3 separate regions of the Mus musculus genome follow, and all the other regions are linked to region 1. A link is a loop called in an ENCODE intact Hi-C map of the cell type or tissue named here. Cell type or tissue: heart. All regions are shown on one strand. Each heading gives the region's core, and the rest is flanking DNA. Links, peaks and the distances in the headings are about the cores only.

Evidence for each region. A loop is a pair of places that touch in the nucleus more often than their neighbours do. Peaks named below come from ENCODE experiments on the same cell type or tissue, not always from the same donor. Only the 100,000 strongest peaks of a DNase experiment are listed, where the experiment ranks them.
Region 2: it touches region 1 in a loop (6-fold over the local background); 23 of 42 quality-filtered maps call a loop at or near these places.
Region 3: a loop joins it to region 1, with 2.1 times the contacts of the local background. A loop is called at or near these places in 6 of 42 quality-filtered maps.

What each region holds. Positions count from the first base shown.
Region 1 is chr5:44,301,696-44,307,533 of GRCm38, reverse strand. Gm40296 (a long non-coding RNA gene) reads right to left here and starts at 1,237. Exons shown (of 4, transcript XR_868403.3): 1 at 1,063-1,237. In heart, for the core only: a CTCF peak has its summit at 3,149 (motif pointing left); no DNase peak of the experiment used is centred there; H3K27me3 peaks cover 563 bases.
Region 2 is chr5:45,400,796-45,404,795 of GRCm38, reverse strand. The region is part of intron 1 of D5Ertd615e (DNA segment, Chr 5, ERATO Doi 615, expressed); the gene reads left to right. Among named protein-coding and RNA genes, the nearest start is that of D5Ertd615e, 22 kb to the left of the region's middle. In heart, for the core only: a CTCF peak has its summit at 1,925 (motif pointing right); no DNase peak of the experiment used is centred there; H3K27me3 peaks cover 480 bases.
Region 3 is chr5:44,474,452-44,478,451 of GRCm38, reverse strand. The region is part of intron 7 of Ldb2 (LIM domain binding 2); the gene reads left to right. Among named protein-coding and RNA genes, the nearest start is that of Gm40297, 46 kb to the right of the region's middle. In heart, for the core only: a CTCF peak has its summit at 1,901 (motif pointing left); no DNase peak of the experiment used is centred there.

The sequences.
Region 1 (5,838 bases), core at 969-4,968:
TTCTTGAAAAGCTGCTTGCTGAAAACAGGTTTTCATTTATTCTCCCAGAAGATAAGATAACCTGTGGCTGCTGTGTGGCCTTGCTTCCCTGGCATCTTGGAGAGAAACGTGTTTGAAGGCTACAGGAGGGGGTTGGAGAGGGCGGGGCAGGGGGCGGGGCGGGACAGGGCGGGGCGGGACAGGGCGGGGCGAGTAGACTGTGTTGTCTGCCTGCAGGGCTGGTTTTTCCGTGGGGGCACTGAGGAGGCTTTGAATAGTAAACTGAACCTAAGGCTCCAAGGCTTCCCAAACTGGTGCTAGTACTAAAGGACCTTTTGTAGGCATGAAGAATCTCCCAACTCCTTTCTTAGCTGTTTGATTAGCTGCCCTCACCTTCTCACTGATAAATAGCTCAGACATGACGCCTGGGTCCTGTAGCCAATTTCTTGGAGGCAGTTTCAGAGGCTGAGCAGGATGGGCAAGAAGCACAGGGAGGAGGGGAGGGAGACCCAACCTTTGTGCCTCGACAAAGACTTTATGTTGTGCTGGAGTTCCAAGGCACGTGCTATTAGCTGATATCTAAGGGGAAAAAAAAGAGGAAGAAGAGAAAGAAATGGTTCAAGCACGTGGAAACTAGATTGGTCCTTGGAAACTGCAACAAGGCACTAGATAGAGATGCCCTCCTAGAATGAGCCAGCTCAAGGTCAAATGACAGCCGTGATAATGACCTGCACACTTTTACAAATCCTGAAGTACATGCATGGCAGGAAGGTCATCAGATAATGAGAGATGTGCATGCTGTTGGGCCTGTGACTAAGTTCCAGACACTACTCGGTGGAGTCACCTGCAACTGCCATTTTTCCCAAAATGCTTCTATCTGAGATTAACTCTCTTGATTCAATACACACACACACACACACACACACACACACACACACACACACACGCCTGCATACCTATAGCTATACCTATAAGTATAGGTATATACCTATAAATATAGGTATATATATAGGTATAGGTATAGAGATTTCTATTCTGTCCTGACACTCTGGTCCAGCATGCCTCGGCGACCTGCCTCCTTACCTTAGACAGTGGTTCCACTTCCTTCAAAGAGGTGATGGTTAACCTTGATCTTCAATGTGATTTTATTGAGTAGCACAGTTGAAAACATCTCTGCTGTTGATAAGGAGGAGTGGAGTGGGATAAGAACATTTCCAAAGATGATTAGCCAAGGAAGGAGTGTCAGCCCTGAATGTTGATAGCACCATCCACTGGGCTGAAGGCCTAAATAGAATGAAAGAACAAGAAGGGCTGGGGCTCAGCGATAAAATGCCTGCCTGTGGTGTGTGAGATCTTGGGTTTGATCACCAGCACAGACAAAAAGGATAAGGTAGAAGAAGCCCACTAGCACCTTTCTGTTTTATCTCTCTCTCTCTGTCTCTCCCTCTACCACCCACCAATTTCCTCTCCCCTTTCTGACTACCATGAGCTGAACAGCTCTGCTTCTCCATAGTCTTCTACCATGATTCTCTTTCCCACCACAGCCCAAATCCAATGGAGCCAGATCACCATGGAGTGAGCTCTCTGAAACTTTGAGACAAAAATCTTTTCTCCTTTTAAATTGTTCTCTTGAGTATTGGTCACAGCAGATTGGTCACATCAATACAATAATGATGATGATCATAATATTTTTAAAAGAGAAAGCAAGAATCTAACAAGCTATGGCTCTAAGGAGAGACAAATGAAGAAATGTAACAGTGTCTGGCACATAGTATCCTAAAGAACAACCCACAAAGATTGTCTAAGTGCTATTCCAGGTTTCCTTCATCCTAGGAACTTCTTATGAACGAGCATTTGGATCTTTCTAGGGCTGGCAATAAAATTCTAAAGTAACACTCTGGTATTCTCCTCGGATAATTGTATCTTCTCTGACAAGGATTGTCAGCCAAAGGTACCCATTTTCCCTGGCTCTATGGACCCAAGGTGGGTCTGTAAGACTCTCCATCATTCCCCCAGCCACGTTATGCTTTCTGCTAGTACTGAAGCTATGCTGTGCTCATGCAATTGTTTTCTCAACAAAGACAATGGACAATGAATTTGTTGAAATCAGGAAAGTGATTTATCAGATCGTTATTGGTTACATTAAAAATTAACCTTTGTTGCTGCAACCGAAGACTCAACATATACATTATTAGAAGAAGATACTGTTACCAAATAATTAGCCTTGCCAGCATTTACTGACTCTGCATTGGCTGTGTGGTAACGTTTAGTATGTCTCTACAGTGGTGGGTGTCTTGACCCCATTTTGCAGATAAAACCCTAGTCACCTGCCATTGCACTTGTGACTTGCTTTGTAGCCTTCAACGTTTCTCTGAGTCTGTCTGTGTCTCTCTGTCCTGGTGTGTTGTGGGGTTGCTTATACCACTGACACACAGGAGACTTCAGGAAATCAAAAGGGATGCAGAAGAAAGCAGAGCACCTTAGGTGCCAAATGCCCTTTAAACCATATCTGACTTCCTGTGATCAAAATTGGCGTTTTCAATCATCGGTTTTTGATGGCTCCTTTAAACCATCTGCTGTTCTTCATGCGTGACAACATTAGATAGTGCAGGTTTCTGTGAAAAGTTCAGTGACTACAGACTTCCGGGTAACAAGTTGTTTGTTTGTTTGCTTGCTTGTTTGTTTGTTTGTTTGTTTGTTTTACCCTGCAAGAAACACAGTCCTTATATGGATATTCCCACTCCTTCGTTCCTGTGTTCTGTGATCGTGGCTTGTATTCTTGGCTTTCCTGACCAGTCTTAGACCCTTCTCCTCTCCTTCTCTTTATATCCCCCTATATTTTCCCACCTGGAAGTCCACAAGGACTAGCAAATGCCAGCAGTGACTCTACACAGTTTTATGAGTGCTTTTAGTAAATTAGGAATTAGAGCTGGCTTCCTGTGTTAGAACGGGGATTAGAAGGAAGGTTTTTCCAACGTCTCCTGAGGATTATACGAAAAGTAAGCAGGAATCATGAAGATTGGGAATGTTATTTCCAAATGCCAACATTTTTAATAGACAAACATTGCCTGCGATCCGGCTGCAGTATATTAGCAAAGAATAAAGAAAGCCATGAAAAGGTAAACACTGGTGGGCTCCTGGAATGGGTGAATATTCTTACTGGCTCACAGCGCCATCTTGTGGCCTGTTCTTAAACAGAGCCCGTTTTCATCGTAAATCAAGCCGACCTTCTGATCCTGGGCAGGTGAGCCCCCTTGGCAAAGTACAGGAGCTCCTGGCGTCCTGATCTTCCCTAAGCATGGCTGCCAGTCACCCCACTTGTTGGATAATTTTCTTCTCTTTGCTTTAAAACATTTATGATGTTTTCTTTCTTTCTTCTTAACTGGTTCTTTCTAGCTCCCATCACCAAATCTGCTTTATGTAACTCCTGAGGTGTGCTCCTTGCTTTATCATCCCATGCTTCCTGTTTCTTCTCCTCTCTACAGATTTTTATATTCCAGACTCTTCCACTTTCTTTGAGCATTGCACACCGGTGACGCATATGCAGACACTCAGGCATACATACATACACACACACACACACACACACACACACACACACATTAAAAAAAAAAAAAAAAACTGGCCATAATGGCACACACCTTTAATCACAACACCCAGGAAGCAGAAGTAGAAAGATCTCTGTGGGTATTGGACAAGCCTGGTTTATATGGCAAGTTCCTGGCTAGCAGGGCTATACCTTGAGATATTGTCTTTATATATATATATGTTATATTAAATGATTGGGCTGTTCTTGTTTTTCAGGTCTCTTCCTTGAATCTTTTGATTGAGTCTATTTTCTTACCTTTTGCTTGCTGGTTCACAGCAGTTTGTTGTGTATTATTAACATGCTGCTCACTGCGTTTTGAATTCCATTTTTAAAAGTCTATTGTTTTCGCTAACGCCTACTTTTATGATTCACAGTATGGTTTCTGATAATGAAAACAATCCTCCCTTTGCTTGTGGTCTGAGATAGCGTTCTTGCTCCACTTTTTGAATCGTATAAGCTCTTTCCCCAGTATCCACTTCTCAAGATCTGTCTGTACCCACTAGTGAGTCTTGCCGCTTCTGTCAGATATTGAGCCCCTTAGTGTACGTGAATTCTCTCTCATAACTCAAAACTTTGTTGCTATAGGTGAACAGTGCTGTGACAGCCTGGACTGAGTGTTCAGGGCTCCATAGAGACCCTTCGTATCTACTCAAGAATCCCCCTTATGTGCTGCTCTCTTTAAAAGTTAATTTAACTATCCATGGACTTTTAACATTAGCCACTAATTGGAAAATGTGTGTTAACTAGCAACAAATCATCTTGAACTTTTTTGAATCTGAATTAACTTACAAGTTTTATTAAGTTGAAGCCATTATAGTTTTTGCATTCGCCTCATGATAGCAATATCATATTCACATTTTCAAGTCTTTGTCTATTTCCTTCCTAAAGCTTTAGGGTGCTCTCTGTAAAGCTCTAATGTAGATAAGGGATACAGCTTAACACGTGTGAGGACCCAGGCTCCATCCTCAGGACCAGGTACAGAAGTTCTTACATGCCCTCTGTTTAAGTAGATCTTAAATATGACTTACTGTGACTAGGATGTTCTCCATCTTCCATTTTATGGTCAAGTTTATTATGACTGATATAAAGAAACACTTCAGATTGTATACAGCTTGTTAATATTGCTAAAGCTGGCGAGTAAGATTTTGTACAATTATTAAAACGTTTCATTAATTTCACTTTTTCTTTCCTTTTCAATCATAAAATTTAAACCTTTGTTTGTGGTTTCTTTTTAAAAGACAACCTCACTAGGTAGCCCAGGCTGGCCCTAGACTCAGTCATATAAGTGCTCAGGTTAGGACTATGCCACCACCAGGTATACAGCCTATTCCTTCTCTTAGAGAAGTACCAAGACTCCATATGACAGCAGCCCACATTGTCCAGTACAACCTCATCTTTATTAATTACATCTGCACTGTCCTGGTATCCAGCGAAAATCAAATTCAGAGAGATTAGAGTTAGCATTTGAAAACAAGGAACTGCTCATCTTCACCTCTGCCTCCACTCCTTCAAATCCAATTCTCCTGTCTCATCTATAGCTTGGCTGCAGACAGCCTGCTGCAGCCTCCCTCTCCCCTGCTCTTCTACCCTGTCTCCAGTATATCACACACACCTTCCCCTCCAAACTGCCTCACACCTAATGCTTTATCCCAACCCCCAACTCTAGCAGGTATTCCTTGGGAACCTGCAGGCCACTCAAGCCAGAGAAGCAGGCAGACTAACTACAGATCTTCACCAATCTCTCCCACCCCCTCTCTCTCTTCCTCTTCCTCCTCTCTTTCATTCCCAGCTCTCCAGTTTCACTCCATCTCTACAGCAAGCCTCCTGCTGCATCCTCCCTTCTACTCCACCCCGATATCCAATAGATCATGAAAATCTTCTCCACTAACTTTTTTCTCCACTGGTCCTGCTATCTCGGCCCCCAACACCAGCAGGCGTTGTCTGGGATCCTGCCTGCCAAGTCTAACAGAGAAGCAAGAAAGTCATCAAATCAGGTGGGCAGGCTTAAGTTCTTCACTCTCCCTCCTCCCCTCCACATCCAATGCCCAGTCTCATCCCCAGCACCCGATGTGGCATCTCCTTACTCTTTGCCCGGGTTCCCATGGAACCAAACAGAATCTGGTAGAACTTCCTGCTTTCTTCCCTCCTGTGGACCCCCTAAGGCACAACCCCAGCCTGTTCCCTTCTATAAGGGTCCACTAAAAACACATTTTACCCAGAACTCCAAGTGACAACACCTCCTCTGAAGATTTCCTACCAGGCAATAAATA
Region 2 (4,000 bases), core at 1-4,000, 1.1 Mb before region 1:
GGTCTCTGCTCAGGTTTACTTTCAGTGGAAGCAGCAAGCAGTCTCTTCCACCTGTTGTTTCTGTTATGTGCATGTCCTGGGTGGCTTTTCCAGGGGAGTGGGCTGATGGGAGAATTGCTGTATGTGGCTAACTGATAAAGCCCCTGTGATGCTTTCTAAGTGGACATCAGAGCTCACCAACCCAGTGAGGAATGTGTTTCCCAGAATCCTTGGAGCAAGAAAGAGGTATATGTATGTGTCTGATTCTGCCATAGTGCTATGGCTTCTGCAATGCCAGTTCAGAGCCCAGGCACAGGGTACAAAGACACGATATTCCCACTCCATTCAAGTTTGTCTTGAGAAGTCTGAGTCTCAATGTGAGTGTCGCATTAATCACGGAGTCACGTGCACTGTAGTCGCCCTGGAGAGCTGCTCTTATGTGCGGAGGACTTTTCAATCATGAGAAATAAATTCATATTGAAACCTGAGAACTTTTGAATGTATGTTTGTGTAACACACACACACACACACACACACACACACACACACACACACACACACACACACGTTCAAGCCTTTTAAGCCAGTTGATCATAACCAGCTACTTTTAGAGAAGGTTTAAAATAAGCTTGGCAATCTACATGCTACTGATGATCTTTAGGTTGTACCAGATAGTACTGTCTTAAATGATGGATGATCAAGACTCAGATAAGAGATACGAGATATGAGGATGGAGAAAAGAGCAACATCACATTTAGGCAAGTGATATCAGAAGTGCTGTATAAAATAATGCCTGCTTATTTTTCAGGGTTTTGAATTAGTTATATTCGTGCATTCCAGATCCACAAATTCTGAACACTCTGCCTCTTTCAAAGTGATTGCCCTGAAGACCACCATTTTCAAAATGCCTCGAAGACTGCTCACGGCAAAACCCAGCTAAGTGTGTTAGCCCGCCCTCCTGCAAGCCGGGAATAAGTGCAAGATTCACTTTCACTTAATGTTAACATATTTGGGTCAACCAATACAGGTGGGAGACTAGTTCACGTCCATCCATTGTGCGTGGCTCTCGGGACGTTCACGTCAATCCATTGTGCGTGGCTCTCGGGACAAAGATGAATGAGGCTTGCTTCCTGCCCTTGAGGTGCTCACTGTCTGCGGGGAAAAGGACCACATAGACAAAATAAGTTAGCTCCGGGGATGAAAAAAGATGAAAGATGCAGAGTCCCGAGGAAGCAGAGATCTATCTTGATTTGGGTAAATAGGCACTCGAGCCTATTTACTATTACTTGAAGGACAACCAAGACCTTGAGAGTTTTCTGTGAGCTCTGAAAAGCAACTGGCCTTGTTTCTGAAACTTTAGGACATTGTGCTCCATGCCACAGATACACTAGCCTAGGAGGTGCATGAAATCTGGGCATTTCAAAACCCACATAATGAGAGGTCTGGACTAACAGGGAAATCTTCATAGTATTGTCTCTGAATGCAACATTTTGTTGATGTATTTTTTCTGAATTGCCCTTATTGAGTCATCGATCCCTCTGGCTTTCTGCACTATAACAAGAAATACTTCAGATTTAACTCTCCTGTAACACCATGGACTTGGCTCTTGGCAGTCTTCCTGATGTGGTGGTCCTTTCCAGATGTGCTTCTTAACGCGTGGACTTTGGAATCTCGTAATAATGGGTGCATGTAAGACAGGAGGCTGAAAACCAACCGTTTGCACCATACAAAGATCAGTTTCTTAAACTATGATTCCATGGAACAGTTTTGGAAATATTAGTAGGTGTACTATATGCTAGGAGGCTTATATGTGGTTCCCTGCCTCCCTCCACCCACCCCCAGATTGCTGTTCTTATTTATAATCTCTCAGCTGCATACTCACCTTTTCCTGAAGCATAAAGGAAACATAAAGTATTTCTCCTTTGCGGCAAACTCCAGCTTCGTCAGTAGAGGGCGCAGGAGGAACATTGCAGGAGAAAGGAGCGGCTCGCGGTGCTGTTACTTGACTCCAAGCGCTCAGCCCCACAGTGCTCTCAACTGTAGAGCTCAGCCCTCAGGCTCACTCTTTAGAGGGATTTTCTATTTACCTCAACACGGAGGATCAGGCTTTGTCTGGCATTTCAAGGATCTTCTGCAATCTGAAGAGCCCAACCCCGCATGTTTTAATCGTATCCGAATCCTTGCTTTGAGGAAGAATCCTACTTCCAAATTTGTCCTTCCTTGAGTACTTTCCCTTGGCCTTAGAGTAATATTTAGCATTCATTTTACATTCACTTTACATCGTTATAGTTACTCTCTTGCGGTTAATAAGCTTTAGTGTCAAACTTGCCCTGCTCTGGTTCCTATACAAATTTCGTCTCCTTAGATTCGTGACTCACACAGTCAGAATACAATAAATGACTCTCAAATACTTACCTTGGGGTCCATTTATATCCTTAAAGACCCCAAAGTGCTTCTGGTAGGTTGTATTTATTGATATTTGTTATACAGGGAAGTAGAAGTAAGACATTTGAAAGACGTTTTAAAGCTGATTCCTTAAAGGGGCGAAACCTATTACATTACAACATTGGGAAAAAAAAATCTACATTTTCAACACACAAGGCGTTAGTGAGAAGAGATGAGACAGTCATTTTTGCAAAGGTCTTTATACCTGATGAAGACCTTTGCACGGCTCTCATATCCTATTCCTCCTCTGCTGGGATAGGTCATGTAGCTCAGAAATCCCCAGCTCCTCCCAGATTCGTAGCGATAAATGGAGGAGGATGTTTATAACCCTTTAAGTAAGTGTGGGGTGCTTCTTTGATGCTGCATCAAACCTCAACTAGTGGTAGTTTTGTTCTGATTGTGGCCCCCTACCTCCCCTGACCCCCATTGTGTTTCAGGTCAAGCACAAGGCCACAGTGGTAGAATCTACCAGGTCAGTAGTGAGGCTTTATAGCCGAGAGACTGTCAACAGGAGATCCTTGTGCTGGAAGCTTGGTTTCCAGTGTGGGAATGTGGAAGATGGAGAGCTGTTCGCGAGGGCATGCTGCTGTCCTGGAGGGACTGCTCAAGATGAAAACTGAAGATGACCAGGAATCTCTCTGCATTCCTCTTTTGGGTTTTATCTTCATCGTTCATGTGTTCTGCCACCCACCTTGAGGAATTTGTCAGAGCAAGGTGGGATTGAGAAGATGTAGGAGCTGTGCCCTTGGGACCTCCCAGAGCTGTAAGTGAAACCAGACTCTTCTCTTTATGAAGTTGGTTTGCGGGTTGGAGAGCTGATCTAGTGGTTAAGAGCATCCACCGATCTTCTGAAGGTCCTGAGTTCAATTCCCAGCACCCAGATGGCAGCTCACAACTGTCCAGTGTCATCTTCTGGCAAGCAGATGTACATGCAGATGAGTACTCATATACATAAAATACATTAAAAATAAATAAAATAAAATACACTTTATTAAAAAGTAAAACCAGCTGGTACAAGCTATTTCCTTAAATAGAAAGTAGGCAAATACAGCAACCACTCTGAAACTAAAATCCATAGTCTGTTTGGTATTTTGACTCTGTTTTTGCCCATGAATGACTGTGATGCCATTTATTGGCCATTTGGAAAATACTGGTTCATTGAGTTGTTCAGATATTGCAATGCTGCTTTGTTTCTTTATACAACAAGCAAACTACTTTCCTTCATGTTACCACCGATATTATTTTCAAAACCAAGTATTAGGAGTTACTAAGTTTAGAGTGGCAGGCATATTTTTTTTCCAAACCATCTAAGAGTATGTAGTTTATCATTGGTAAGAAAACATTTTCCAAACAATTAATTTCAAGTAATCACAATTTATTTGTCAGTTGTCTTCTCAAACAGGAAGATAATTTTTAAAGGAAATGACTAATTTGTCTTGTCATCTAATGATTCCTGTGTTGTTCCTCAAGACAAATGAGTACTTTTTTTTTAAAGGGGGGGCATTGGTGAGATACAGGTATTTTTTCTTTAATATTTTTTTTCCTAAAGATCGATCTATCTATCTATCTATCTATC
Region 3 (4,000 bases), core at 1-4,000, 170 kb before region 1:
AAACTGAGTGTTGAAGGTAGTGTCCGAAGAGAGTAGACTGCACGGCCTTCTTCACCAATGGTTGCTTCTTTTCAAACTGAACCATGGCCTTTTCTGCTTCCAAATTCTCACTGCAGGGTTAAACTGTCACTTTCAAATACTTCTGTCCTTACAAACACCTGCTGTCACCATCTGCCATGATTCCTTGTGGCTCCTCTGCCCATGCTCATGATTGTCACCAGGCATTTGACTCTGTTGAATCCTGACCCTTTCTTGACACTATGACTTCTAGACACTATGACCTCTCCCCTACTCTGTCTTCCTTGCCCTTTCCACCCTCTATCTTTTGTCCTCACCAACCTCTTTCTGATCCTACTTCACCTCTGTCCTCAAGAGTAAACTTTATCTGGAAACTCCCCACTTGCCAATGTGCCTCTCTAATCTGCCCTTCAGCCCATTTCTTATTGGTCAGTCTCTTTAGACTGAAGAAACCCAGTGCTCAAGGGTTCTCTGAGTCTATGGAATTCTTCCTGTCTTCCACAAATTGGGGCATGGTTTCCATTTTCCCTGTATTAGAGAAACAGGGATAGTAGAAATAATAGCCACCAGACATAAAGGGGATCATTTAAATTCTGAGACTGCTAGGAATTATTATCCTCATGTAATGCAACAAGTTTCCAAGCAGTCCTATTTCCTGAACAGACCTTTGTACTCATCATATTTGATGGTCAGAGAGGGAAGGTCAGAAGAGAGTACCTGATGTCAGCATTTATTTATTAAGGCACCAAAGAATTGTGTCCCTGCTTAAGCAAGAATGTGACTGGAGAATGGGAAAAGTGGCCCAGTCTAAAACAAATAAACAGAAAATGTCCATACAAGTAGCCCATGTATTCCTCTAGCCCTGGGTTTTGTTAGGTTCCTCGACCAAACAAGCAAAACGGATATCAGAGAATTCTGGAACCAGGGTATTACTCAAAAGTATGGATATTGAAGGAATTTAGGTCAGTTCCACTAGCTTTCTCTAAGCTCCTACTATGCTATGAAAAGCACTAGCAATTCTGAGATTTAAAATTATTTTAAAAACAAGGCCAGGAGGCTTTGTCATTAAGGAGCTCACTGACTAACTTGGGCATGACCGAGAAGTTTCCTCTTTGTTGCCAGATACACAGAGCATCGTGTTGAGAAGAATTCTTGACAGGTAGTGTTTGTAGGGCATCCATTAGTGATGTCTGCCAAGGGTTTAAAAGTTGAGAGTAAAAGAGTACCTCATATATTTTGGCACTCCTGGTCTGAGTGGAGTTATTTCAATTTTAAGAAACCTAGGTTTTCTATTCCGTAATCCTGCTTTCCTCTAAACCAATACGAGCTTTTGAGTAGAGGATTGCTGCATTGGGAAAATTTGCGTGAGTGTGGATTTTATGTGACCAAGGCAACACTAAATAGAAAGATGAATGCCGCTGTACCAAGCATCTTAAGGTATTTACATTAAATAGAACTTGCAGATGACCAAGAGAAGCAAGGAAGAGAAGCAAGCTATGAAAATGTACAGATTCTTAAGTGTCTTCAAGTTCAATGGAATTTAATAGTGACCACAGCTTTTTAACCATATTTTACTGAATCAGCATCATCTTATTGTTTGAATAGAAATAATCTGCAGGCATCAGACGCCTGCCCAATGACCATAGCCCTGGCCTGCATAGATTCTGCAACAACAGTGTATGTGTGCATACATGTGTATGTGAGTGTGTGTGTGTGTGTGTGTGTGTGTGTGTGTGTGTGTGTGTGTGGCCAGGAATAGGGTTTAATCCTTGGATTCTGCTTCTCACTTCATGAGCAGGGGCTAGGAGCCATCCCGAACTGCAGCCTCAACCCTGGGAGGGATGGAGACCTGTGTCATTCAACAGCAGTGACCCCTTCTGGCCAATTTAAGGAGAAGCATTGAGGGGCCCTGAAAGGAGTCACTTCCAGTCCTCCTCAGAGGTTGGTGGTCCTTGCACGGGGGATTAGTGAGAAGGTGTTAAGTGGGAAAAGGTACCTCGAAGCTCCCAGCTCAGGAGCAGAGGTCAGCTTCATGGGGAGCAAGGGTACGTGGGCTACTCTCAGATGCATTCCTGTGCCCCTAAGTGGGTCACAAAGGATGGAGATGGGAAGGAAATTCACTCCCACACTTAACTGGGATTTCCAGGACATGGGGGTGGGGATTTACATTTCACACCCCCTGGCTAGCAGCAGCCGGACTATACAACACATCTCTACTTAATTTTCCTTGAAGGTAACAAATAGAGATAGTCAGAGCAGAGCATCCCTGCCCTTTTGTAAAGGTATGAAAAGAACCAAATAGAAATGTTCATATAACTCTTTAAGTGGCCTTAAGTATTGACATGCACATAAAGTTTAAAATTCTTAGGGTTCTTATAGCTAGGCCCCTATCAATCAACTAATTCATGTGTCTGTGGTTATACACACACACACACACGCACACACATACAGAGAATTATGTTTCTAATTAAAATACTTTTAAAATAGCCAATAAAGCCAATATAGATAGCATCTCTCATAAACTTAGTAAAGATGCCTGGGTATCTTTTCCAGCAAATGCTAGTGTGGGGGTGTGGCAGAGCTGTCCTCCACACATCACAAGCCTCCACCAGAGCCCCACTAGAGTGATGCAAACCACTACATGCCTATTGTTTTTCTTGCATGAATGTTGTTTTCTAATGCAGAGAACACATCTGCAGTGCTGGGGACTTTCCTTCTCAAGTCACACTTAATTTGACTACTTGTGACATCTCTCCTCTGCTTTTCAAACCACCCTTCACTTCTTTACCCTCTTTCAGCTTCTCCCGATGGCCTTGGAATCACAGTACTAACACAGACCCACATGGTTTGTTGGATGGCCTGCTCCTGCCAGCTGACACTCAATGCATGTTCCCCCAAAGCCTCCCTAGCCAAGCGCATCCATTAACCGAATGCTGTGTGCAGCCAATCTTTCTTTCCCTACTCTTTCTACTTCCTTCTCTTCTTCGCCACAAGTAAAGCCTTTTAATTGCCTGTACCTAAGTGACACTTTTTATCCTCAAACTCCAGTGAGTGAGATGATGGCCTCTCGGCAAACTGAATAATGTTCACAAGTCTGTGTGGTGTCTACAGTCCATCTAAAATCACGTGGTCCCTCTTCCCCCTCAGAAAGACAGTCTATTTTTGCATCTCATCGTAAGAGTCCTCGTGAGGATTCTTACATGTCAGTGTCACTTCTGGCTCTTCGTTGCCTAGTAAGCACTTTCTTGGAAGCATCGGTTCAGTATCCGGCCATACTAGTACCGTTACTAGTCCATTTACTGCTGAGTTAGTGAAGCTCACATATTATACATTTACTCCATCTGCGCCATTTCTCCTTAAAACCAATTTTACCAGTTCATGAGAAGGACTAGTCAGAAAATATAGTGTGGATAGCTGTTTATCATCTCATCCAAATAAAGAAGGGGGCAGGGAAGGACTAATTGAAACGAAGTTTTTCCTCCCAGAATAGACCAGGTGGGAATTAATACAGGGTTTGTTCAATGGACTCCTTCAGAGTTCTAGTTTGTATTTAATTAGTATCCATGTTGCTCTCTTCTCCAGACAGTAGAAAAAGCTCCCCAGGGTTTTAAAAATGTCCAGTGGTCAAACATTTTACTGGAATAGGTCCCTGTGAAGGACTGCACACCTATCCCTCCTATGCAGCTGGGCTAGCAAGTCTTCCCCCCCCCCCCCGCCCCCGCGCCCCTCGCTTCCTAAATGGTTGCTGAGAACAATTTGCCCACTTCAGGCCCTGAACTACTCGGAAGAATCTATCTGATAGATAGCCTGTCCCACACCTGGGTCATCCCAGTATAATCCTCCCTTTGAACAGAGAAGCTGGAATTCTGTCTTGGGTGTCTATCCCTATCCCGACTCTGGGCCTGGGCTTTTCCAGCTGTGGCTTCTACTGGAGCTCCCGGCTACAGTAGGTGGCTTTCTTGTTTGCATGGAAGGACAATTT